Linked DNA regions of Homo sapiens: region 2 is linked to region 1. A link is a loop called in an ENCODE intact Hi-C map of the cell type or tissue named here. Cell type or tissue: heart left ventricle. All regions are shown on one strand. Each heading gives the region's core, and the rest is flanking DNA. Links, peaks and the distances in the headings are about the cores only. Region 1 has its middle 10 kb from the start of MIR4683. Region 2 has its middle 610 kb from the start of LINC02630.

Region 1 (13,423 bases), core at 9,424-13,423:
TTTTTATAGAACTTAAATACCAAAAGTGATGTAAAACCTCCCCTAGCAAGCCATTAAGACAGAGGTGTGAAATGTTATGTCTGTAACTCTTGGAATTTTTTTCTAGTTGGGTAGGACCCACTTATGGTTGGTATTTGAAATTACCCACCAAAGCTGTGCACAGTAGCTCATGCCTGTAATCCCAGCACTTTGGGGGGCCAAGGCAGGTGGATCACTTGAGGTCAGGAGTTCGAGACCAGCCTGGCCAACATGGTGAAACCCTGTCTTTACTAAAAATACAAAATTAGCCAGGTGTGGTGAAAGGTGCTTGTAGTTCCAGCTACTTGGGAGGCTGAGGTAGGAGAATTGCTTGAAACCGGGAAGTAGAGGTTGTAGTGAGCCGAGATCACACCACTGCACTCCAGCCTGGGTAGCAGAGCGAAACTCTGGCTCAAAAAAAAAAAAAAAAAAAAAAAAAAATTACCCACCAACGACTCAGGTTTTGAATTAAGTCTTGAAGCTGGGATCCCTTTTACCATCCAAATGCCTTGGGAAGAAGGCCGGCAGAAGGCCTCCCTGTGTCAGCTCATTACCCACTGTTGAGCATGACAGCTTAGAGAAATGATGAGAAAAGGAGGGGGAATATGAAATGAGGGCCTGTGTGGACTTCACGGGGTTGGAGGGGAGAAAGAGTTGGCACCAAAGAGGCAAGAGGAAGAAAAGGAGAACAGACTGGAGTCACAAAGACCAAGTTTGTGTAAGAGACAGCGAGAGACAAAGAAGGGAGCCCAGGCAGGGAACAGCGGGACAGGCGGCTCCTGTGCTTGAGGAGATCAAGGACCAGAGGTTCAGGACAGTGCGTTTGGAGTTGCAGAGAGGCTGGGGGAGCAGCACGCTGGCTAGGGTGCAGGATGGAGCCTGGTGGCTTTGAACACTTGGGGGAATGGTGGTTTGCCTTGTGAGTGTATGATCAGAGGGGACTAAAGGGCCCAAGTCAGGACTAACTGACATGTCAGCAACTTCATACCTCCAATGGGGCCATCAGAGGTGCAGCAGACTCCTTTGGGTCAGGCCAAGGTCAAGGAGTTATGCAGCTTCCTCAGTGGTAGGATGAATGGGGTGTTGAAAAACTTCCCTGGGCAGGTGGACTCTGCCAATACCCTGGATGTGTTTCTGACACCAACACTTCTTTCTTTCTTTCTAACTTTTATTTTAGGTTTGGGGATACAAGTGCAGATTTGTTACACAGGTAAATTGCCTGTTGTAGGGGTTTGATATACAGATAATTTTGCAATTCAGGTAATCAACATAATACCCAAAAGGTAGTTTTCCAATCCTAACCTTCCTCCTACCCTCCATCCTCAAGTAGGCCCTGGCATCTGTTGTTTCTCTCTTTGTGTCCATGTGGACTCAATGTTTAGCTTCCATTTATAAGTAAGAACATGTGGAATATGGCTTTCTGTTGATGTATTAATTTGCTTAGGTTAACGGTCTCCAGCTCTATCCATGTTGCTGCAAAGGACATGATTTCTTTCTTTTTGATGGCTGCTTAGTATTCCATGGTGTATATGCATTACATTTTCTTTATCTAATCCCCTGTTGATGGGCATCTGGGTTAATTCCATATCTTTGCTATTGTGAAGAGTGCTGCAATGAACATGCGTGTGTCCGTATCTTTATGGTAGGATGACTTTTTTCCTCTGGGTATATACCCATTCATGAGATTGCTGTGTCGAATGGTATTTCTATGTTAAGTTCTCTGAGAAATCTCCACACTGCTTTCCACAGTGGCTGAACTAATTTACCTTCCCACCAGCAGTGTAGAAGCATTCTGTCTTCTCTGCAACCTCACCAGCATCTATTGTTTTTTGACTTTTTAGTAATAGTGATTCAGACTGGTGTGAGATAGTATCTCACTGTGGCTTTGATTTACATTTCCCTAATGATTAGTGATGTTGAGCATTTTTTCATATGCTTGTTGGTTGCATGTATGTCTTCTTTTGAGAAATGTCTGTTCATGTCATTTATCCACTTTTTAATGGAATTTTTTTTTTGCTTGTTGATTTGTCTAACACCAATATTGCTTCGCTTCTTTTTTTTTTTTTAATAATTTTTTTAAGACTGAGTCTCACTCTGTTGCTGAGGCTGGAGCACAGTGGCACGATCTTGGCTCACTGAAACCTCTGCCTCTCAGATTCAAATAATTCTCCTGCCTCAGCCTCCTGAGTAGCTGGGATTACAGGTGCATGCCACCACACCTGGACAATTTTTGTATTTTTAGTAGAGACGGGGTTTCACCATGTTGGCCAGGCTGGTCTCGAACTCCTGACCTCAGATGATCCACCTGCCTTGGGATTACAGGCATGAGCCACTGTGCCCGGCCTAACACCAACCTTTCTTAATCAATTTTTACTTATTAGGCAGTGTTTGGACATAAATCATACTCTCTATATTATATTTTTTATACCTCACAGAAAGCCTGGTATGGACAGGATGTGTATTTTGTTTTCATTTTCTTGGAGTCTTGATGGGATGGGTTAGCAAGAGATGAATAACACATTTCACAGTAAATAAAGGATACAGAATGGCACTCAGGACTGGAGAGAGAAATATGGAAGTCACCTAAGAGAAGGTCACAGAAAGAGGGCGGGGGTTTACTCCAGAGACATGCTTCACCTGCTTCTCAAATTGGTTCCCAGCCCAAGTTCAGTAGGCTGTCTCCAATAGTAGATTTAGAAACAATTATAGCAGATTTGGAGGCAAAGTTTAGACCTGGAAATCCCATGAAATAAAGAGTGGAATGGCATCCAATTGTTTTGATAAAGTCTTGATTGTGCTCGGGAAATAACACCGCTGATAACCCAAATGGAATTAACACCTTTTGTCATTAACTTGACACTTCTCGCACAAGCTAATGAACAGCTTATAGTAAGCTCAACTGGTAACTTTAGGGGCCTAGAAAACTGGGTTATTGACTCACTTCGGACCCACCCTTCCTTTATTGAATTTGGAAACATCTGTGTGAGTCTTGCACTAATCCTTCTTGAGTTGGCGCAACACGATGGTGTTGGAAAGTTTCACGGAATTCGCCACATTCATCCTTTAATTAGACTAAACTTGGATTTAAAAGCTTCTGTGTGATTTGAAAAAATCCAATCTTTGGTCTCAGACTGCTAAATCCTTTGGGAATTTTGAAGTGCAAATACACAATCATAAGACAGTGTAAGGTTCTGTTAATCTTAAGAATATGTGAGTCATTTTAAACCTAGAGTATTTCAGATTTAGTCATTTCCTTCATATGAAATCCAACTTTCCAGCATAAAAATTATAAAGCATAGATACAGTTTTCCAGCATGTAGAATTACAAGCCTAAAATATGAAAACTGTGTGTGGATGAAATATTGCTAATGTGGCTGCAGCATTTTGTTGAGATTTTGATTTTAAAAATATTTTTTACTTCATCTGAACTTTTCTTTTTTTTTGAGACAAAGTCCTGCTCTTTGACCCAGGCTGGAGTGCAGTGGTGTGATTACAGCTCACTGCAGCCTTGACCTCCAGGGCTCAAGCAATCCTTCCACCTCAGCCTCCTGAGTAGCTGGGACCAGAGGCACACACCACCACACCCAGCTAATTTTTAAATTTTGTTTTGTAGAGGTGGGGTCTCCCTTTGTTGCCCAGGCTGGTCTCAAACTCCTGGGCTCAAGAAATCCTCCTGCCTTGGCCTCCCTAAGTGTTGGGATTACAGGCGTGAGCCACCGTGCCTGGCTGGTCTGAACTTTTCTTCTCATAATCTTTCTTCTCTATTCTTTCTTGCTTCTCTTTTCTCACTGTTCAGTTTTACATATGTTCATTTTCTCCATGGATCAGTTAGTTTCACACAAAGAAAGTTTCTACAGCTGAGTAGGGTCCTCCTAAAGTTCCCCCACCCCCACATTATGGTAGTCAATGGAGACACTGAAAGTAATTCCCAGTTCTTTGGGCAAAGTAGTTTGCTCAACAAATATGTATTGAATGGATGAGTTTTTTGAACGGCACAAATTTAAAGGCAGTACAAATTTTATTTTTTGAGTAGGTTAAAGCACTTATGTTTAACCATTCTCACTACTTTGGAAGTCACAGACATCTTATTGAACAGTATAACATCTTGAATTGCCTTCTTTTTTTGTAATTAGAGATTTATCTGTTTATTTTTGAGACAGGCTGTCCCCCAGGCTGGAGTGTAGTCTGGTGTGATCTCGGCTCACTGTAGTCTTGACCTTCCAGACTTAGGTGATCCTCCCACCTCACCTTCCCAAGTAGTTGGGACTACAGGCATGCACCATGACAACCAACTAATTTGTGTTTTTTTGTTTTTTTTTTTTTTTTTAGAGATGGGGTTTCGCCACATTGTCCAGGCTGGTTTCAAACTCCTGGGCTCAAGTGATCCGCCTGCCTCAGCCTCCCAAATTCCTGGGATTATAGGTTTGGGCCATCATGCTTGGCCTGTAACTAGAAGTTTAAAATGTACTATTTTTATTTCAATAGTGTCATTTGTTTCTTAGAAGACTCATGTGAGAAGGGCAGACCAATAATTAGTAGCCTCATTTCATAGATGAAGAAAAACAGGTTCAGAAAAGTTAACAAGATTTCAGGCTCATAAAACACAAGGGCAAGAGTGCAGCAGTTTGACCTTCATTAGTTCTTTTTATATTTTACTTTACTACCTTCAGTAGAAAGCAGAGGTAACTATGGCAGAGAGAGGGGGGACATGTGACTGTATTAGAGTGGAGAACTGTGGAAATCATTATTGCCATTTAACAAATACTTCCAGTTTTTCTTTTTCTGGGCAAGTCGTAGGATTAGTTTCCTGCACCATTTGGGGTGCTATATGCCTATACGACTTCCTTTGTCAATGACATATGTAGGTCTTTGGCCAATGACACATGTAGGTATGACATGTGCCTTTTCCAGGCAGATGCTTTAAGGTTCAGTGCATGAATTGATACATTCCTTCCCCACTGATGCAAGGATTCTGGAAACACATGCCAAGATTAACTTTAGTCAAACCGGATCTTTGAATGCCCAGGGTGAAGAGAATCTCTTCACTGATATGCACGGGACATATGTAAAGTCATAAATTATTTTTTGTTGTGTTCAGCCTCTGAGATTTTGTAGTTGTTGTTTTTGCAGCAAAACCTAACTTATTCTGATTGATATAGAAATTAAGGAGCATAAATGGGTAAAGAATGCATGGATCAATGGGTGGATGGATGGTTAGATGAATGAATGAATGGACCAACATAATAATTAGCAGCATGGTGGTTCCTCAAAAAGTTAAAAATGGAACTATCATATGGTCCAGGAATCCCACTTCTGGGTATATATCCAAAAGAATTGAAAGCAAGGTCTTTGAAGAGAGATTTGCACAGCCATGTTCGTAGCAGCACTATTTGCAATGGCCAAGAGGTGGAAGCAACTTGAATGTCCATCCATGGATGACAGGATAAGTAAAATGTGGATGCACATACAATGGAACATTGTTCAGCCTTAAAAAGGAAGGAAGTTCTGACCCATGCTACAACACGGATGAACCCTGAGCAAATTATGTTAAGTGAAATAAGCTGGTCACAAAAAGACAGATACTGTCTGATTCCACTTATATGAGGTACCTATTGTAGTCAAATTCACAGAGACAGGAAGCAGAATGGTGGTTTTCAAAAGTTGGGGGTGAGGAGAAGGGAGTAATTGTTTAATGGATATGGAGTTTCAGTTTTGCAAGATGAAAAAGTTCTGGTGATCCACAATGTAAATACACTTAGCACTACAGAACTATATACTTACAAATGGTTAAGATAGTAAATACAGTTTATGTGGTTTTTTTTTGAGACGGAGTTTCACTCTTGTTGCCCAGGCTGGAGTGCAGTGGCACGATCTCGGCTCACTACAACCTCCTGGGTTCAAGCGATTCTTCTGTCTCAGCCTCCTGAGTAGCTGGGATTACAGGTGCCTGCCACCATGCCTGGTTAATTTTTGTATTTTTAGTAGAGACAGGGTTTCCCTATGTTGGCCAGGCTGGTCTCGAACTCCTGACCTCAGGTGATCCGCCTGCCTCGGCCTCCCAAAATGCTGGGATTACAGGTGTGAGCCACCACACCTGGCCTGTGTGTGTGTGTGTGTGTTTTTACCACAATAAAAATTAAATAAACAAAACAAAAATGCACATGGAAACATTTTTATTTAAAACAATAAAACAAAAACTTTTTTTTCTTTTTTTGAGATGAGTCTCACTCTGTCGCCCAGGCTGGAGTGCAGTGGCACCATCTCAGCTCACTGCAACCTCTACCTCCCAGGTTCAAGTAATTATCCTGCTTCACCCTCCCGAATAGTTGGGATTACAGGCATGTACCACCATGCCTGGCTAATTTTTGATTTTTTTTTTAGTGGAGCTGGCGTTTCACCATATTGGCCAGGCTGGTCTTGAACTCCTGGCCTCAAGTGATCCACCTGCCTTGGTCTTCCAAAGTGCTAGGATTACATGCGTGAGCCACCATGCCTAGCCCGATAAAACAAACTCTTTATTGATGGCACCTGGCACTTACTCATCCAGGCAGGCACTGTTCTTTGCATTTTATCTGTACCGGAAGTTAATCCTTACAACAACCCTATAAAATAGATACCGTTCTTATTCCCATTTTACAAAGGAGGAAACTGAGGGAAACAGAGGCTGAGTAACTTGCCAAAGATCATTCACTAAAGGAGCCAGGCAGTGGGGTTGAGTCTGCTCTCTTAATCCCTCATTGTTACTGGCTTTCTGTAACTTCCTGGAGATTTTCTAAGTTAATTAAGTTAATATGGTGTTCATTAAGAGATATTTTCCAGAATGATTAAGTTATTAGCTTCTTTTTGGCTCACACTGAGTATGGCCAAGAGGCGTTTTTTGATGATATTGTGCAAAGTTTGCATCCCTGTTGTGGGTTTAACAACCTAGGACCCTCTGTTTGGGCTTTTTCTTACAGAATAATGATGAATGTAGCAGTGAAGCTCTAACATCATATACATCAGCCAGAGTCAGGAAAACCTCCGCACTTACTTGGGAAAGTGGATTTCACTTTCTGGGGCTTTGGTTAAGGACTCTTAACTTCTTGTATGATACCCAGAGACAGAGCAGATTTCTGCACCAAATGAATGCTATCTTATAATTCTACAACTTTAACAATGTGCTAGCATGAGGTAAGGTACTATCAGGTTCCTTTTAAAGAGGTGAGGTGAAGACACATGTATTGACACGCATTCAGGATTCCCCTGACCCACTGTTGGCTTGACCCTTGCTTCCTGGGCTACAATACGACCCTGCACCCAGTCTTAGAAAGTCAGGCCTGTCTTTGGTCTCTGCAGACTGACTGAGGTTTCATTTCCAGCTGAGTTGGTCTCAATACATAAACATCTACTGAACAAGAAGAGAATATTTTATTTTATTTTATTTTTTAAATTCAGGGAATACATGTGCCAGTTTGTTACATGGATATATTGTGCAATACTGAGGTTTAAGCTTCTATTGAACCTGTTACCCAAATAGTGAACATAATTCCCAATAGAAAGTTTTTCATCTTGCCCTCTTTTTTCCCTCCCACTTTTGGAGTCCCCAGTGTCTATAATTCCTGTTTTTATGTCCATATGTAGCCAATGTGTAGTTCCCCCTTAGAAGTGAGAACATGTGGTATTTGGTTTTCTGTTCCTGTGTTATTTCACTTAGGATAATGGCCTCTAGCTGCAACCATGTTGCTGCAATGGACATGATTTCATTCTTCTTTTTGTGGCTGCATAGTACTCCACAATGTATAGCGTACCACATTTTTAAAATCCAATCCACTGTTGATGGGCACCTAGGTTGATTCTATGTCTTTGCTATTGTGAATAATGCTGCAATAAGCATATGAGTGCAGGTGTCTTTTTGGTAGGAAGATAATATTTGAATATCTTTACTAACTAACACATCCACCTTATTGATTCCTCCTAACTTCACAGGTTGGGTTTAATTTCTAGTTTAATAGAATTATACCCTATGTGCACAATTCTTTGTTATTTCCTTATAGGTGAAAAAACAGTTATCAAAAACTGTGTACTGAGAAGTTCTTTCTTGGGGCCAGGTGAGGGCACTCCTGTCATCTCCCAAATACCTCTCAGGGTGACAAAAAGAAAAAAATAACTGCTTTTGTTTAGTCAAGTTAGATGACAATAGCTAGTTTGCTTAGCTAATTTCTATTTCTATATATCTATATAGATCTATATGTCTACAGATCTACAGATTTATATATCTATAAATACATCTACATATCCAGATCTGTATCTGCATATATTTCACTTTGGATGATAATACCACATTCAGTTACATTCACTGGTTTTCAACTCTGGCGGCACATGGGAATTGCCTGGGGAAGTTTTAGAAAACTTTGAATTCTCAGCTGGCACCCCCCAAAATTCTGATTCTGTTGGTTTGGGGTGCAACATGGGCATTGGTAATGATAAAAAAAAAACAAAAACATACCCCAAGTGCTTTTAACATGTAAGCATGGTAAGAACTACTGCTGGAGTGCTAGTTAATTAAAAATGGGCTTGTTAGGGGTGAAAATATTAGAAATTGGTTTTCTAATTTAAATCAGTGTATGATTCACCTGCATGATAAACATGGTGCTATAAAAGCATGCGTTTGTCCCCTGTGAAGAATGGCTGTGCCCCAGATTCGGAAAGCTATCCAACTTGGGTTGTTTCACTAACATTGATCCTAACTTTGCCTTTTGTCCTGGGGCAATTCCTTCCTTCCACCTTTCTCTGGCTACTGGCTGACCTTTTCAGCTGCCACCCATGCTCTTGGCCCCCTCCCGGGCACAGCCTGCAGCATGAGTCTGCTGGGCCAGTCAAGCTCTTCCTCAGGTTGCTCTGTCATTGCAGAGATTTCTGGGACGCTCTCTTGGGTTCCCTAAGCCCTTTTCTCTCCCTGATCCCTGCACTGGCCTTCACGGCACAGTGGTTCTGCTGTTTCTCCTTCTGCCTGGCCGAGGCCAGGCTCTCCCTGAAAGGCCCTCAGGCCTCTGCCAGCCAGGGCCAACACGTTCCACATTTGGCCCCTCTCCCCATGTGAACTCAATCAGTAACAGAAGCCCATCTGACTAATAGAGGATTAGTCCTCTCTCACACTGCTATAAAGATACTCCCTGAGACAGGGTCATTGACAAAGGAAAGAGGAGTAATTGGCTCACAGCTCCGCGTGGCTGGGGAAGCCTCAGGAAACTTACAATCATGGTGGAAGGTGAAGGGGAAGCAGACACATCTTACACAGTCACAGGAGAGCGAAAGAGAGAAAGAGGGAAGTGCCAGACACTTACCAAACAAGACCACTTGAAAACTCACTCACTATCGGAACATCAAGGGGGGGAATCCGTCCCCATAATCCAGTCACCCCCCACTAGGTTCCTCCCTTGACATGTGGGGATTACAATTCAAAACGAGATTAGGGTGGGGACACAGAACCAAACCATATTACTCCCAGTCACTGTGCCTTCTCACTAAGCTAGAACACAGACTCTTAAATGTGGAATTTATTGGAACACGGTGGCTGTAGAAGGCAAAAGGCAGGTGAGCTGGCCTAAGTTGGCCAGGATCCCAAGAGGCAAGCCTTTCCACAGTGCTCCTCTTGTCTCTGAAGGATGGGCGTTCACATTTCCTGTGTAGGCCACCACCAAACTGTGAGAGAACTCTGCTATGATTCTGTAACCAGGTAAACACAGCCCTGGTAAGTTGCTGTATCAGCTATGAATGCATTTTTTTTTTTTTTTTTGAGATAGACTCTTTCTCTATTGCTCATGCTGGAGTGCAGTAGCAGATTCATAGCTTACTGCAGGCTTGAACTCTTGGACTCAAGCGATCCTTCTGTCTCAGTCTCCCAAGGGACTACAGGCATGCATTACCACACCTGGCTTTTTATTTTTTTATAGCGATGGAGTCTCATTATATTACCCAAGCTGGTCTAGAACTCCTGGCCTCTAGTGATCCTCCTATCTCGGCCTCCCAAAGTGTTGGGATTACAGATGTGAGCCACCACACCCAGCCTGAATGCACCTTGTGGTGGCCTCAGAGGTCTACACAGAAGAGTGGGACTGCTGGAAAAGATCTACAGAGACAGGAGTGACAAGTAGGCTTAGTGGCTTCTAGGCCCAGCTGTGCTCCTGACTGTGTGATGTTCAGTAAGCACAGTTGTTTTGGGCTTGTTTTCTAACCAGTGAAATGTGGGATGGTGTGCTAGAACTTCCTACCCTTCGGTGTGCCTGTGAAGCTTGGGGATCTTGTTAAAATGCAGTTTCTGATTCAGTAAGAGAGATCTGAGATTCCACATTTCCCTAATGCCACAGGTTCTTGCCCCTGCTCCTTGTTCATGGGCAGCAAGATTCTTGCCCCTGAGGCCTCTGAACTCTGTAAGTCCTCCAAGATCTTATGTGGTCCTTGGTCACAGTCTCCTCCTTCCCTCCTATCCCCACTAGACATTCCAGTCCTCAGAAACCTCATTTCTCTGCTCATCCCTTTTTTTTTTTGGCAAAGTCTTGCTCTGTCATCCAGGCTGGAGTGCAGTGGTGTGATCTCAGCTCACTGTAGCCTCCGCCTCCTGGATCAAGCGATTCACCTGCCTCAGCCTCCTGAGTAGCTGGGATTACAGGTGCCAGCCACCACATCCAGCTAATTTTTGTATTTTTAGTAGAGACAGAGTTTCACCATGTTGGCCATGCTGGTCTCAAACTCCTGACCTCAGGTGATCCGCCTGCCTCGTCCTCCCAAAGTGGTGGGACTACAGGCGTGAGCCACCGGTCCTGGTCCTGCTCATCCTTCTTTAAGATCCTGTTCTTCCTACATCTCAGTGCTGTGTCATCTTCCTTCCCGAGGGCTCCAGCATTCCAACGCAGATGCTCACCGACCTTGTTTTCCAGCGAAGTTTCTACTCCTTGGTGTGTTTCCATGAACACCTGGCTAGGTAAAACGAGATGGCCTGCGTCTTGCTCACCCTAACAGCACTCACGTGCAGTACTGACGGACATCCCCTGGACTCAGAGTTGACCTCTACATGAGAAATTGTAAAGCGGCACATTTAATTAAGCAAGCCAACCACATCCCACCTCAAAATACTCTTTATTATTCATCCTTTCTTCCATGAAAGCTTTGATATGGTGGATCTTTGGTGAGCATCCCATTCTTTAAATAAAAGTAACTCAGAAGCTAATTTAAAGAAGATATGCTCTTGGAATTTAACGCAGCTCTTGGAATTTAACGCAGCTTAATTACATTTTTAGCATAATGGTCATATGGAGGACTTAATGCAATTGAAGTTAATAAAAGTATTATCACTGTGCGGGAATGTCTTGCGGGTCCTTAAACTTCAGTGTGCACTGATGCAATTTTGGAGCGCTTCAGAGAAAGGATTCAGAATTATGAATACAAAATGTTTGCAGGTCCTCTGGGCGGAGGCTGTGCCTGTGCCTAGGCTAGCTCTCCATGTGCTATTTTTGAATGAATGAATTGAATGAAGGAACCTCCCTAACTTCCTGGTTCTGGGACCCCGTACTACCACCAGATGGCAGTATAGTATCAAATGTGGAAAGCGGATAGACACTTGCACTGATTTGCTTTTTATGTCTCAACAGAACGTTTGCACCTACACTTTAAATTGCATCCCGTGCTCTGCAACTGCTCCTGGTTTTCTTTTGGCAAGACAATCTCACTCTCTTTGCCCAAACTCTGAAGTATTACAGGCACCAGCAATGCGGTCAGTGCAGGTTAAGAAACTGTAATGTGCCATGGTTTACTCCTTAAACTTTCTTATCAACTTTTTTCCCTTCTGTTTCATGGTACTTTCAAATTGCATTTATTATAAAGCAAATAGAAAGTGTTTCACATAACTTCTCCCACAAGCAATTTTAATGAGCTTTGGCTTTAGTAATGGTTTTAATCATGTTAGACTTGATCTTCTAGCCACACAGCAACCACATCAACCCCTCTCCCAATTTGACAAGATTTTGAAAAACTAACACTTGTTTTATGTAATTAAAGACACACCTGTATAGCACACAGAGGTGTTCATTTGTCTAATGCAATTGGCCAGATAGAGACTCGTTTCTTTCTTCCACCCTAAAATCAATTTTGGGGTTTTGTTCCCTTAGTAGATACCATCTGAGTACTGGCAAATATGCAACTCAAGTTTTAGCTTTAAAGGCAAAGAACCAGCACTTATGTCTTAATACCATCTCTAAAATCAGTCTCTAGTGATGACAGATGCAGGTCTTTTTATTGAGAACTGTCCTCAGAATTTAAATTGGGTTTTTTGTCAAATAAGTTCGCTTAAACACACATACATCTTGAGTTATCGAATATAGCATTTTATAATGATATATTGAAGAATAAGGTAAAAAGCTTCAAAGCTGGACATTTTCCCACTGTGCTATATAGTTGAAAATGCGTCAATAATGACAATACTGCTACATGAGAAAGCCAACATGCTAACTTGTGTCTTGTAGCTTTCTCTCCATCCTTCATATGTGGTAAAGACTCTGGGATCTGCTCTCAAAATTCTACTTTATAACTGAATATAAAAAGTTTATGGCTGGCATATGTATACTATACATGAGTCAACACGTGGGTTAGATGTAGGCCACTGATAGGTACCTAAGTTACAAAATAATTCTTTAATGAGTAAAACTACTGGAGAGGTGAACACTTTTACAGTGTCTCTGGCTTTAAAAAATAAGATTGGCATGATAGCTAAAGCAGGGGTTCTAATTGCATAACTTAATTAACACCGAGACTTACTCTGAAAAGGATCTGCAAAATGTTACTACTATGGAGATCCTATGCGAAGCCTCTTACATGAGAAAGATCGGCCAAGAAAGTAGCGTCCACTCTATTAAAATTTTTTTTAGCCACTAAAGATTCCTATTAGGTAAAGTAAGGAGAACAAACATTTTAGCAGGATGTGCAGAACAAAGCCCCTCCCATCCCACAATGATTGATGCCCCATCATTAGCAGGGTAGCTGCCCATTTCTTATCTTGATTGACAGGTTAATAAGGGACCTGGGGCTATCTTTTCAGTATTAACACACAATCTTACCAATTACTTTTAAATTATTGCTAATCTGTCAGAAAATAACAAGCATAAGGAATAAAAATATCCGCGAAACAGAAACGTCTGCTGAAGCAGCTTTTACTTCCGGTGCCTTAAAAGGTTCAGTTAGAAAACTTGCTAGAATTTAGTCAATAGAATTTAGGCACCGGCAATTTTTTTAAAGAAAAACTTGTAGTTTATAATAGTTCATTGGTTCAATTAGGAGCGAAAAAGAAGGGAGTTTTGTAATGCAATTGTCCAGCAAAGGAAAACGCTTTAAATTGGGGGATTATGTGCGCAGACCACCTGTGGGGCATTCAGAG
Region 2 (15,268 bases), core at 4,582-8,581, 870 kb after region 1:
GTAGACGAGAGAAGAAGGAAGGATTTGGAAGGGGCTAGTACTAAGGACAACTGGGATTATATCCTGCTGGGATCTTTAAGAAAAGTAGAACAGTTGTTCCTCCCAGGGAGCCAAAACTGGGGGATATTTAAACACTGACTCCTGATGCTCATTGGTCGAGGTTGGCTTCCTGGAAAGTTAACTTCCTGACCTTTCTGGAGTGCACACTCCTGCCCTAATAGGTTCTGGGGGACCTAAGAAACCCTTCAGGCAGGCTGGGCACAGTGGCTCATGCCTGTAATCCCAGCACTTTGGGAGGCCAAGGAGGGTGCATCACCTGAGGTCAGGAGTTTGAGACCAGCCTGGCCAACATGGTGAAACCCTGTCTCTACTAAAAATACAAAATCTCATCGGGTGTGGTGGTGCATGCCTGCAGTCCCAGCTACTTGGGAGCCTGAGGCAGGAGAATCACTTGAACTCAGAAGGTGGAGGTTGCAGTGAGCTGAGATTGCACCACCGCACTCTAGCCGTGGTCAACAGAGTGAGACTCAGTCTCAAAAAAAAAAGAAACCCTTCAGGCAGAGAGTCACAGGTGCTCACCATTGGAATGTATTGAAATTGCAAGTGCAATACGAGAAGGCCAATGATCTGTCTACTACAGATAATCAATTTAACTTATATAATTTTCTAATCATTACAGAGAGAAATTTGCATACTCCAAGTGGATTTCAGATAACCAAAAATCTATAGAACTATGACCAATTTTTTTCTTTTATATTTTTCTCCATGAAGTTGTGTTTCCATGAATTATAAAACCTTAAGTGTAGGGGCTTCAAATTATTTTTCTGTATGTCCATGTAAGTAGACTCTAATAGAAACTTTGTAAATGTGTGTTGATTTCAATTAAATGTATTGAATAGATATTTGTTACATACCCACTGTGTGCATGACACTGGTTTCATTATGGGGTACACACAATATTTCTTCACAATTCCTGCATGTGCAATATATATACTTAAATTGAAAAGCCAAGAGAGGCACATTAGAAACTAAGTACAACCAGTGTTCCTAGGTATAATTAACAAGTCAGCCAACTCCACTGCAAATGCACAGAAGAATTGGTGATGTTAGAAAAGATACTACAGAAAAACAGGGCTTTCTGAAAAACTGGTAGAGTTTATGTGGACGGAAAGAGCAGGGGACCGCCTTCTGGCTAGGAGGTGGGGTGCTGGCCTTAGACAAGACTGTATAATACAACCTTAAAGGACACAGATCAAGCTGTGGCTGCTGACAGCTCATCAGTTCTATAGGCTAGCTACTGAAGAGTCTTTAAAAAGTTTTTAATTTAGTGGTGCTATCGTAAAACCAGTATTTTAAGAACATGATTTAGCAGAACTATTCAAGGTAGTTTAGAGGAGTAAAATATTCATGATGAAAGTCCATACAAAAGGGCTAGGCTATTCCAAGCAATGGAAGTAATTAAGAAAGAACACCGGTGAAATCTTTTTCTTCTTGGTGATATAAAATGTGAGAAGTGGCTGGGCGTGGTAGCTCATGCCTGTAATCCCAGCACTTTGGGAGGCTGGGGCAGGTGGATTACCTGAGGTCTCGACCAGCCTGACCAATATGGTGAAACTCTATCTCTACTAAAAATACAAAAATTAGCCAGGCATGGTGGCTGGCGCCTGTAGTCCCAGCTATTTGGGAGGCTGAGGCAGGAGAATTGCTTGAATCTGGGATGGGGAGGTTATAGTGAGTCGAGATTGTGCCACTGTGCTCCAGCCTGGGCAACAGAGCAAGAGTCTGTCTCAGAAAAAAAAAAAAAATGTGAGAAGTACTTGTCTCTGCTAAGAAATGGGACTAAGTCATGGTGCTGAGGCATGTGGAGTTTAGAATGGTGATGGACCATCTGGACAGCAAAAAGATTAGTGAGTGACTGGTAGAAAGGAAATATGAATTGCAGATACAGGTTTATGTGTCAAATAAATGGAAATGAGTCATGAAGTTAAAAACCACTCATCTGTATTTAATACTAAGAATATGAAAAGGAATGAGGTAGGAGCAGACTGTTGGGTTCTAAATCTTTAGGAAATACTTATAGTTTATAAATTGGAAGCTTGAGAGAAAAATCCAGAAAAAGAAAGAAAAAAGGAAAAATAACAGGCAGGAGAATCTGGACTAAAAAGTGCTTCAGTTATCAAATGAGATCAGTTTCAAGAAATGAAATATAAGGTGGCTTTCAGTAGTTATTACTACAAAAGTTTCGCTTTCTATGATTTTTAAATCATCAATAAAATATTTTAAATTCAGAGGAAGTAAGTATAAAGACTCAAAGTTCTATTTTCAGGTTTGATATCAATCCACATTTTTAACACATTAAGTTGTATTTTCAGTAATACACCACCCCTCTTATATTCTGTGTGTTTATATTTGGCAAACTTATTAGGTTACAGTTGACTTCTAGTCCCATGCTGCTTCTGTTGGGAAATACAAAGCTTTCTAAGGGGAAATCTTGTATCTCCTTTGAATCCTATATTAGCTATGTCTGCTGCAAGTTCATTCTGCACTGCGATAGCATTGAGTTAAAAATGATCTTTTGACAAGACTTTTGTTTATTTAGACACTAAAGTGAACTAGGAGACAGCTTGTAATAGAATGCTGGCTATTACTTTTTTTATAGCATTCTATTACCAAAATACTATGGAAGTGAGGAATTTAGTTGATTTTTTTTTTTTTTTGGCAGATTCCAAGAAGGATTAAAAGCCATGTAGAATGTCTCTCACACTCCCAATTGAAGTAGGAGTGTTATTTGGAAGTGTTTTCCATTTACGGAAAACCAAAAATCCTCTAAATTCAGTCAATGTGTTTAGAACTTTGTTAAGCTTGAAGTTATGATTCTACTATAATCATGTGTCCTTTTTCTCTTTAGGATAATGAAGAAAAGTAACAGAAAAATAACTTTTTTTTTCTTAGAGACTTGATAGAGATTTGTTTTAGGATTTTTAAGATTTTTGGCCAATTTGTTGGTGCAACATAAGAAAAGTGTTCAGGTTGAAGATATTCTGAAATCAAGTTATTCCTGCAGGAATGCAAATCAAATGTTGATTAAAAGTTGTTTGGATCACTGAGAAACAAAAGAAGAACTGAAACAACACATATATAGTAGTCATTGACAAGGAGATATACCTTTTTTATTTTTATTTTTTTTGAGATGAAGTTTAGCTCTTGTTGCCCAGGCTGGAGTGCAATGGCGCAGTCTAAGCTCACTGCAACCTCAGTCTCCCAGGTTCAAGCGGTTCTCCTGCCTCAGCCTCCCAAGTAGCGGGGATTATAGGTGCCTGCCACCACACCCAGCTAATTTTTTTGTATTTTTAGTAAAGATGGGGCTTCACCATGTTGGCCAGGCTGGTCTTGAACTCCTGACCTCAGGTGATCCGCCTGCCTTGGCCTCCCAAAGTGCTGGGACTACAGGCGTGAGCCACCGTGCCCGGCCTGAGATATATCTTAATACATAAATTCTGTATGGGCAAATTAAACCCATCACCTTGCCCCTTATATATCTGCTTCTTCATTTATCTAAGCATCTACACCAGCCTCACTCTTTGTCCTCATGCCCTTCACTACCCATGAGTCAATCTTTGCTGGATGTGTCAATCTACCCCATCCTTGCTGTGCCTTCAATGCAGACATTTTCTCCTATTGCTCTGTCAGAATAAACTTATGAAGGCCAATCCTAGTGGCACCCTAATAGATAAATATGAGCGGTTAAGCAAGAAGACCTGAGAAAATTATTGAGTGGCAAAATTTGATTATTCTGTGAAATCTGCTAAGAGGTAGAGAGAGTATCCCTTCCAACTCATCCTGCATAAAATACTCTTGCATTTAAACCTAGCTCAGATCTCTCTTCTGTGGATTTTCTGGGCCCCTTGAGTCCAAAGTGATGTTTTTCTATTCTGTGATTCCTGACAATTTGTTTGCATCACAACTGAAGGACCTACTATATTTGCCTTGATTGGCACACTTATAATACTCATGAGATGATAAGCTCTGAGGAAAGATCTGGCCCTTTTGATACTTTTTCCCTTCCATGTATAATATTATTTTTATAATCTATTAAGCACTCAATGTATTTTGATGAAATGGAATTGAAGCAACTTCTATATACTCTATCTTTTCATCTGTGAACTATGGTGGGTTCTTTGTTTAAAGTCCCTCTTATCCATAGGATTCTAGAATTCTATGATATGAATCTTCATCATTATTAGTATAGATTGTAAGTATATTTATTTTATTTTATTTTATTTTTTTGAGATGGAGCCTCACTGTGTTGGCTAGGCTGAAGTGCAGTGGCACAACCTCGGTTCACTGCAACCTCCACCTCCTGGGTTCAAGCGATTCTCCTACCTCAGCCTCCCAAGTAGCTGGGACTACAGATGCGCGCCACCAGGCCCAGCTAATTTTTGTATTTTTAGTAGACTTGGGTTTTCACCATATTGGTCAGACTAGTCTTGACCTCCTGACCTCATGATCCACCCGCCTCGGCTTCCCAAAGTGCTGGGATTACAGGCATGAGCCACCACACCCGGCCACCTGTAAGTATATTTCTAACTGGATCGTGTCTACTTCTAAAAGAATGAGTAGGCCAGTCGCGGTGGCTCACGCCTGTAATCCCAGCACTTTGGGAGGCCAAGACGGATGGATCATGAGGTCAGGAGTTCAAGACCAGCCTGACCAACATGGCGAAACCCCGTCTCTACTAAAAATACAAAAATTAGCTGGGCATGGTGGCACGCACCTGTAATCCCAGCTACTCGGGAGGCTGGGGCAGGAGAATCACTTGAACCTGGGAGATGGAGGTTGCAGTGAGCTGAGATCACGGCATTGCACACTCCAGCCTTGGCAACAAGAGTGAAACTCCGTCAAAAAAAAAAAAAAACGGGATGAGTAGGTCCATTCTGTTATATCTGGTCATTTGTGAATTTACTGTCTAACCTCCTCGATTCCTCTGTCTCCTCCATTCTCTCAACTCCTTTGTCTTTCCACCACATTGTCCCTCCAGCTTTGTATCAGCTTTCAGTTTCAGGCCACACTCTCCTCCTTCCTCCTAAGTCAAGGGTTCATGGATGTATCAAAGCCTTATTTGCTTGGCATCATCCTGGTATCACCTTCCTTTGCTCTGTCCCTTTCTCCCTGCTTCCTCCTGGCCCCCTTGTAACCTATAAATTCACTGACCTCACAGAAACTTCTGCATGATGACAAACCCCATTCTATGCTCACCATGTTTTTACCTGATATTCTCTATTATAAAAGTAGAGTAATTTTTAATATTTCTGTGAATAGTTGGGGAAGGCAGGCTTGTGGATTTGATGGGGGCCTTTTCAACCTCAGGGAATTCAACATCTGCTTTTCATAGGGTCCACGTTTTCCAAGGATGAGGTGTTGTGCTAGGCTCCATTAGGAATGGAGATAAAACCTGACACCTGGATCTTATCCTGAAGAAACTTATAATTTAATTGAAGAAAACCTGACATAAACAGAGACAACATTTAAATACAAATAGCCAGCTAGTAGGCATCTGATAAAATGATAAAGGTGAAACAAAAAGAAACAGAGATAGGAAAGTTGTTAACTGCTAACTAACTTTTTAGCTTATGTGTGAAATACATCACTTAAATGTTCTCACCTTCATCTTTTAGTACTTTGAAGAAAGGCTTACATCCAGTTATCTGCTCATGCAATAACCCTCTAAGAACAGTGAAGTGTACAGGTTTTGAAAGCAAGGGTTGTAACTTTGTAGAAGGGTTTTGTTTGTTTGTTTGTTTTTGTTTTTTTGTTCTTTTGGGTTTTTTTTGACGGAGTTTCGCTCTTGTTGCCCAGGCTATAGTGCAGTGGTGGTGCGATCTTGGCCAACTGCAACCTCCACCTGCTGGGTTCAAGTGATTCTCCTGCCTCAGCCTCCCAAGTAGCTGGGATTACAGGCTTGCACCACCATGCCTGGCTAATTTTTTTTTGGAGGGGTGGGGGGCAGAGTTTCACTCTTGTTGCCCAGGCTAGAGTGCAATGGCACAATCTCGGCTCACTGCAACCTCTGCCTCCCAGGTTCAAGTGATTCTCTTGCCTCAGCCTCCCAAGTAGCTGGGATTACAGGCACATACAACCATGCCTGGCTATTTTTTGTATTTTTAGTAGAAATGGGGTTTTACCATGTTTGCCAGGCTGGTCTCGAACTCCTGACCTCAGGTGATTCACCAACCTCGGCCTCCCAAAGTGCTGGGATTACAGGAGTGAGCCACCATGCCTGGCTGTAGAAGGGTCTTCTAATAATTTTTGTTATAGATTCAACAATAACTTGGAACATTACTTAAAAATTAAAATTTCAAGCAGCCAACAAACATGAAATAATGCTCAACATCATGAATCATCAGAGAAATGCAAATTAAAACAACAATGAGATGCCATCTTACACCAGTCAGAATGGCTATTATTAAAAAGTTAAAAACAACAACAACTACAACAACAGATGTTGGAGAGGATGTGGAGAAAAGGGAACACTTATACACTGCTGGTGGGAATGTAAATTTATACAGCCTCCATGGAGAACAGTATGGGAGATTTCTCAAAGAGCAAAATATAGAACTACCATTTGATCCAGCAATCCCACTATTGGGTGTCCACCCAAAAGGAAATAAATGATTAGAACAAAAAGATACCTGCACTCATGTGTTTCTCACAGCACTATCCACAATAGCAAAGTCATGAAATCAACTTCAGTGTCCATGAATGGATGATATTGGATACAGAAAATTTGATATCCATATCTGCAGACATACATCTACATATATACCAGGCATGCTAGTCAGCCATAAAATCTTATTTTTCCTTAATGTGCACAAGACTCATTTCCACTGTCTACCCACAATTCTCTATAAAACAATTAAGGGTTGATTGTTTCTGTCAGTGGGCGGTATCTGGCTCACACTAGCTCAAGAGAGCAGGCTGTTAAATATTCAGGAATATTGCCACCTGATGGTTAAAACTGGTCATAAATAGCTCGAAATAGGCCATAATGGGAGAGTGTACACTCTGGAAATTGATTATGTTCTTCCCCACATAGAGCCTGTTTCCTGGCGCACCATCTAATGGGGATGTCCCGGGGGAGAAGCTAAACATGCACTTTCCTGAAACTTGGAAAAGATGAAGCAGAAGATTATGTCACAGCTGCAAGGGATGTGGGACCAAATGCTGCCCCATGCCATCCAGATGAGCCACCCAGGGGAGCCAGCCAGGTAAGCCACCCAGGGGAGCCACCCAGCAGAGCCAGCAGATGAGCCATAGCAGTACTTCATGTCTTGCCACAACCGCCTAGCATAAAACCAGTCATCCTGAGTCTTTAAGAAAACCTGCTCTTTTCTGTTTCTTGGCTTGTACTATTTCTTTTATTTTAAAGCACACTTTATCCTCCAAACCCTCACCCCCATCCCCGGAAACACACACACACACACACACAAGTCTGTGCACACACTCTGAAGAATCATATGGCCTTTAAATATTGCGTCTCAATTCAGGAAACATTAGGAGGCATTGGAGTTCATTGAGTATTAGCCATATCACACCCACCTTTGACTAGAGAAGCTTTGGTTAGTAGCGACTGAGGATCCCATGGGAATGTCTCCCACCATCCCTGGTTGCTCTCTATGACCTGTAGTGACGTCAACACGAGGGAAGAAAGAAGATGGGTGAGGATATGTGACTGAGCAAATCGCTGAACAAATTAGAAAAGAACATTCACTTTGTTTTCTTTAACACACAGGACTCATATCAGGCCTTATTCCCTGGGGTCAGAGTGAATTTTATAAAAACAATTACCCTTTACACCAAAGTTGTGAATTTGCCGGAATGGTTTGCGATTATTTCCTTAAAGGAACACGGGAAATTTGTAGCAGAATTAAGATCAAGAAGTTCTGAGTCTCTAATCTTTCCTTAAAACATCTCACCAAAATAGAACTTTATGCCTAACATTTGTGGATTCACTGAAGCATATGTAAGAATTATGGGGAGAGGCCGGGCGCGATGACTCACACCTGTAATCCCAACACTTTGGGAGGCTGAGGCGGGCAGATCACGAGGTCAGGAGATCGAGACCATCCTGGCTAACACGGTGAAACCCCATCTCTACTAAAAATACAAAAAATTAGCCGGGTGCGGTGGCGGGCGCCTGTAGTCCCAGCTACTCAGGAGGCTGAGGCAGGAGAATGGCGTGAACCCGGGAAGTGGAGCTTGCAGTGAGCCGAGATCACTGCCACTGTACTCCAGCCTGGGCGACAGTGTGAGAGACTCCATCTAAAAAAAAAAAAAAAAAAAAAAATTATGGGGAGAAGTAGCGCCTGAAATCTGCTGCCCTGGATGATTTCACTGCTGTGATCCTTGTGTCCTGCCTTGAAAAGTACTATTCTCAGTTATTTATCAGAATAATTTAATACCAGATAAGCTAGTTTTAAGTGATTTTGGCAGCAATGAACATAAAGCAAGGTATCTCTGATGATGGAATTTCGGGCACTGCTATGAACTAGAGAGGAAACATTTATTGACTTCAGGGGATTTTCTGTTACTGTAAAACTGCACAGATGGATAGATGGTCATGTAATCTTTTTATATCCCATCTGTATAAGTAAAAGTAAATGACTTATGTGCGTTGCAAGGTCACATAATGACTGATAAAAAGAAACTATTTGGAGAAAATCAGGAGGGGAGAAATTTTAAAGGATAAACTCTCCACTAACACTAGGATAATCACTGAAACACCTCATGCTAAGCGAAGTAATGACTGCTTAAAATCATATATTAAATTATTCACAAATCATCCAAGAAATAATGACTTCATAGGGAGTTTCTGACACCAAAGAAATAAGGATATAATCTATTGAGTAATCCTCAGTAACACACTCCAAAATTGCCTTTTCTGGGGTAGTGTAGTTCTTTTTTTATCCAACCAATATCACAAATCTTGGCACTACAGTATGTCCCCAGCTTGTGAGTTGTTTCTGAAAGCCCATTTATAAAATTAGATGTTTTGAACTTCTAATCAATTTTCCAATAGAAAAAATGTTAAATGGTAGTGAAGTCCTCAGACGGACTCATTAAAAAATAATTAACTCATAAAATGTCGGATGGAAAGAGCAAAATAATAGCACTGGGGAATACTATTAACATCTGGATGAGTGCTCTTAATGTTTTTCTCTGCTACCTTGGGGATCTAGTGAGTTCTGGTCCTTTTATATTTTGACCTAGGAATGAATAAGCCTGAGAAAGATAAATTGCTTACAGTTGCAAAAACTGCTGACCTGACACCACACAGTAGATCTGTCTCTGTAGGCAGAGAAAGATCTTCCTGCCACAGCTTTCAGTCAGAGCTCACGTATCCAATACTTTTCATCGCTCTTATCCTTAACTACCAGTGAAAAAGTAAACTCCAGGAATACATTCTCCTCCACTTTCCTGCTCTAACTTTACCATAGTATTTTCCCCCAACCTCATTCTTCCTCTGCAAACCTTCAGACCAAACCTTTGCCTGCCTGCCCTTCCCACTCTAATCACATTGCTGTACTCGCTCTCACTTTTCCTTACATCTTCCATCTCTTTCTTAGTCCTGGCTGAAATCTCACTCTTCCAAGGAAGCACATTCTTTCCTGCAGCCCCTTCCTATGTAGGTTACTTACTATCCTACTTTCCAAACAATAGAAGCCCAAGAATCAGATGCAAGGATGTCAGTTTTCTTGCTTATATTTACTACTGCTCAGTGGTTTACCAGGAAGCTTGGACAAAATACAAAGAAATAACGAGAACAAATTAAGCAATTCTTTGGAGTTTCTGTCTGGCATAACATAATATTCTTGTCATCTCCTTGCTTCCTGGCATTCCTCCTTTTATGCATCAATTCTTTTGGCTCCTGGCTCAAGGAAGGTTCTCTCCAGCCATGGTGTCACTCCAAGGGCAATTTCTGTCCAAATCCCCTGTCTGTAACCCTTAAATACATCCATATGAATGACTTCTAGCACTCCAGTGTAACAATCCATTCGATGGACTTCACTGCAACCTGTAATTTCTCCACCGCTGATATCTCCAACTTTCATTCTCAACATGTTGCCCTGCCTACAGCTCATTCACTTTCTTATTCCTCAAAAGCCGCTATGCATTTGCTCCAAAACCTGCTAAGACCCAATACAGAGAAAGTAAATAGAGTTCCCAGAAAACCACCCTGTCTGTCCAAACTGTCAGGCTCACTCTCTTTGCTCCGTCCTTGCTAACCTAGCCCTTAGGGTCCATTACTTACTCACTTTCTCCTGATTGACCTGACATTCTGAATTTTTCTGTCCAATATTTCTTACAAAATATAACCCAGCATGAGTTTAGCATTCTTCCTTCTGCTCCTGCACCAAGGCTGCTGTACTGCTCAAGAAATATCATACAGTCATGGAGACTGAAAAATCTTACATTGGGAGTTCTTAGTTGAATTTTGGCAAGCTCCTTTTTGCATTTCTAAATTTCAACTCAATAAAACTATTTTTGATCTATAATTCATCTCATTCTCTGCAGTAGATTTTGCATCCTATGTCACTGAGAAAATTGAGAACATTGAGTAGGAATTTTCTCAATTAACTGCCCTGATCCTATAGGGGAACTTATAAGGCAGTGTGCCTAGGGCTGACAATACATTTAGGAGTCTATTAAAATGTTTTGTTTTTTTTAATCAGAAGGAAAGAAAGAGGAATTTTAGGTTGAAGAACATGTTCTAATATATAATATTTAGTATATTCAGCCGGGTGCGGCAGCTCACGCCTGTAATCCCATCACTTTGGGAGGCCGAGGAGGCGGATCACAAGGTCAGGAGATCGAGACCATCCGGGCTAACACAGTGAAACCCTATCTCTACTAAAAATACAAAAAATTAGCCAGGTGTGGTGGCAGGCACCTGTAGTCCCAGCTACTTGGGAGGCTGAGGCAGGAGAATGGCATGAACCCAGGAGGTGGAGGTTGCAGTGAGCCGAAATTGTGCTACTGCACTCCAGCCTGGGCAACAGAATGAGACTCCATCTCAAATATATATATATAAAATATTTTGTGTATTCACCTATAACCAAATGTGATTATTAACATATGTTAATATGCCCAGCAAGGCAAAATTGCCAAGGCCTATGAAAGTCACAATGCAGCCTAACCTATAAACTCAGCCCCACTTGCTTGTAGCTATGCTGCAGTACTCTGTCTCAGTGCAACTGCTGATAGGAGTGCTTGTCTTCAGCCCCTGCCTGTGCTCTAGGCACGATCTTGCTTTGTCCCTTGGAGGACCTTGTTCTATCAATGACCCCATCTGGTGCCCTGGACTCCAGCTTTCTTGTTTCATTAGTCTTTATCCTTTAGCATATAGAGTTGATTCTCATTATTCACAGTAGTTATGTTCTATAAAGTCACCACAGACAAACAATTAGTGAATCCTGGACCTTTGCTCCCAGGAAGGTACAGGATGAGTTAGTTTCTTGCAAGGTTCTGCTCACATTAGGCCAACTGGTCAATACATAATCTTGGGGTTTTGTGTGTTTCTGTTAAAGATGCATAATTTACAGCCTGGGCAACATAGTGAGACCCTGTCTTTACAAAAAATTAACATGAAAAAATTAGCATGGCATAAGGTGGTGTGGACCCCTAGTCCTAGCTACCCCTAGTCCTAGCTACTTAGGAGGCTGAGGCAGGATGATTACTTGAGCCCAGGAGTTTCAAGGCTGCAGTGAGCTATGATCGTGCATGCCACTGCATTCTAGCCTGGGTGACAGAATGAGACCCTGTCTCTTAAAAAAATACGTAAGCCAGGCTGGGTGCGGTGGCTCACGCCTGTAATCCCAGCACTTTGGGAGGCCAAGGCAGGTGGATCACAAGGTCAGGAGATTGAGACCATCCTGGCTAACACGGCGAAACCCCATCTGTACTAAAAGTACAAAAAATTAGCCAGGCGAGGTGGCACACGCCTGTAATCCCAGCTACTTGGGAGGCTGAGGCAGGAGAATGGCGTGAACCCGGGAGGCAGAGCTTGCAGTGAGCCGAGATCGCACCACTGCACTCCAGCCTGGGCGACAGAGCGAGACTCCGTCTCAAAAAAAATAAAAAATAAAAATAAAAAAATAAGCTAATATATATTGCTTATTCATTAACTTTGAACTCTTGGCCAATAGCAGTATAACTTATGTTTGAATGAAGCTTATCTAGCACATGAATTTTGCCCATAAAGCACATCACAACCTTCTTGTGCTTAGAAACATGGGGCAACACCTCAGCACTACCTTCAGGGGCCATTTCAAACAGTAAAATCACCTACAGGAAGCACAAAAATGCAATAGTGTGGCTTTGCACAGAACTATATATATATATATATATATATATATATATATATATATATATATATATATTTTTTTTTTTTTTTTTTTTTTTTTTTTTTTTTTTTGAGAGGGAGTCTTGCTCTGTCCCCCAGGCTGGAATGCAGTCGCGCCATCTCAGCTCACTGCAAGCTCCACCTCCCTGGTTCACGCCATTCTCCTGCCTAGCCTCCCGAGTAGCTGGGACTACAGGCTCCCACCACCACGCTCAGCTAATTTTTGTATTTTTAGTAGAGACGGCGATTCACTGTGTTAGCCAGGATGGTCTCGATCTCCTGACCTCGTGGACCTCGTGATCCGCCCGCCTCGGCCTCCCCAAGTGCAGGATTACAGGCATGAGCCACCGCACCCGGCCTGCACAGACCTTTAAAAGGGCACTTGTTTACAGTCTGCGAGCTTGAACACTAAAGCAGAGTATTCCCTTGTTTGACTCAGCTGATAGCACAAGCATGGGCGGGTCCCATGTTTCCCAACATCTGCAAATGGTTCCTAAAGCACAGCGGGTATTAGTTTTGGGGTTACAAATAAAGTTTAGCAAGTAGACAAATTCATCAGTACAGAATCTGTGAATAACTGGAATCAATTATACGCCGTTATGGACTGAATTGTGCTCCCACGAAATTCGTATGCTGAAGTCCTAAGCCCCAGTATCTCAGAGTGTGACTGTTTATGGAGATTGGGTCTGGAAGGAGGAAATTAAGTTAAAATGAGGCTGTTAGGGTGGACCCTAATTCAATCTGACTAATAATGTCCTTATAAGAAGAGGAGATGCAGACATACAGATACTATGAATACACCAGCACAGAGAAAATGTCCTGTGAGTCCCCAGCGGGAAGACGGCTGTCTGCAAGCCAAGTGGAGAGGCTTCAGGAGAAACCAACCCTATCCTGACCTCAGACTTTCAACTTCCAGAGCTGTAAGAAAACACATTTCTGTTGTTTAAGGCACCTAGTCTGCAGTATTTTGTTATGGCAGCCCTAAGCAGACTAATACTATACGTGCAAGCCACTATTAACACATTTTCAACACCAATGGACAATGTTATATGTTTATTTTATTTGACTTCTCAGTGGTATTTCACACAGTGAACCAGCTTTTTTCATACTAAAATTCTCTCTTTTCCTGGATATCACTGTCGTCTAGTTTTCCTTCTGCAACATTAGCTATTCCTTCCTATTTTTTATGTATGTGGCCTCGTTTTTCAGGGATTTTTTTTTTTACTAAAATGTAACATTATAAGAATCGTTATAAAATACAGAATACAATACAATGGAAAAAATAAAAATTATCTTTTATCCTAATACCAGGGACAATATACCTCTTCTGTGGTGGCCTCTTTATTCACCAGGCTCATAAACACTGCTGTCTCCAAAGGAACTAAGTTCATCTCTCTGCTCTTTGAATTATATGCATTGAAACTCGTTACCGTGGTTCACAAGCTCTACCAGATTTGCTGCCTCTCTGACTCGACAGCAGCACTCGCCCCCTTGGTATCCACACCAGAGCCACCCCGGCAGGTCTGTCCTTCCAACTGGCTGTTCTCCCTGAAGGCCTCTGCACCTAAAGCAGCCACCCCAGGCAGTGCCATGGCTGACTGTTCCAGGGGTCTCAGCATCTCTCCCTTTAGCCAAATCCCTCTTATTCCATACTAAAATTTCCCCTTTTCCATTCATTGAAGACTGTTCAAAGTTGTATTTAACATTTACCTATTTATTTACTATATAGCATTTACCTCCCTTCTTCCTCTAGAATATTAGGTTCATAAAAGAGAAAAATATTTAAAATAATGGAACTATGATTTTCAGATTGAGAAACTCTATTTCACATGTACTTTCCTTTGCCATTTTGAACATTAGGTAGTATCAATAACAATTCAAAAATTGTAATGGCTGTAAATGTGGCCTATTAAATAATACCACAAAGCCCATGCTAAAATTGCTAACTGGAAGTAAAAATGCATTGACATTACATAGACATCTTAGTCATGTATTTATTAATTCAACAAAAGCTTATCCATTCCCTGTTTTCCAATCACTGTTGTAGGTGCTTAGGATACAGCGTATCGCCTCCTTTTCCTTGTAAGATGAAAAAGTTGTCCTTCAGAAAACAAATGCATAGTGACCTCTTATAAAAGAGAAGGCATTTTTAGTGCTGCAGTGAATTGATAGTGTGCGCTTTCTAACCATTGCACATACAGTTATATTGGAATTTGGATTCTTTTAAAGCAATGTCAGAAAAGTTTAGACTGCAAGAAGCCAACATGCTTCACTTGGCTTAAAGATGGAGATTTACTGTCATTTCTTTTCTTTATGTCTCTGTGCATTTGCGTTTTCATGATTCTAGAATCACTGGTGTGGAAAGTCAATTATTGTATGTATTCTTTGGGACCATATATACTGCAAAATACCAAATTAAAAACATGTTTCCTTTGTGTGAATGTGGCCTAGTTAATGGTTTTTATGTACACACCAGTTCTATGGCCAGTAAATAAGTGAAACCTCTGATTTACAGGGCAGCGTGAAAGAACAGCCATCACTCCATTTCTTAGGAACACTACTGAACTGCAGAGATTGATCTCTACTTTCCCAGATCATAGTGAAGAAAGGGAAAAAGCCTTACACAAAGGATATAATTGGGGCCTTATCAATTGTTTCTTCTTTTTAGACAAGCAATGAAAATTACAATTTTCATATTTAAATATTTCTTCATACTTTGATTTATTTTTTCCTAAAACAAGCAATATTTTCCAAGTAAAGTTTTGAAATATTTCTTGAAAAACATTGCCCGATGGCAGATAAAATAGTCAAGTAAAAACTCTATGGATACTTTCATCTTCTGATGGGCTAATGTAATTAGCCAGAGAG

The links. Peaks named below come from ENCODE experiments on the same cell type or tissue, not always from the same donor. Only the 100,000 strongest peaks of a DNase experiment are listed, where the experiment ranks them.
Region 2: a loop joins it to region 1, with 5 times the contacts of the local background. A loop is called at or near these places in 30 of 110 quality-filtered maps.

The regions. Positions count from the first base shown.
Region 1 is chr10:35,624,118-35,637,540 of GRCh38, forward strand. No RefSeq gene overlaps it. Among named protein-coding and RNA genes, the nearest start is that of MIR4683, 10 kb to the right of the region's middle. RefSeq lists enhancers at 12,337-13,423, 13,378-13,423. In heart left ventricle, for the core only: a CTCF peak has its summit at 11,577 (motif pointing right); no DNase peak of the experiment used is centred there; H3K4me3 peaks cover 361 bases.
Region 2 is chr10:36,497,963-36,513,230 of GRCh38, forward strand. No RefSeq gene overlaps it. Among named protein-coding and RNA genes, the nearest start is that of LINC02630, 610 kb to the left of the region's middle. In heart left ventricle, for the core only: a CTCF peak has its summit at 7,035 (motif pointing left); no DNase peak of the experiment used is centred there.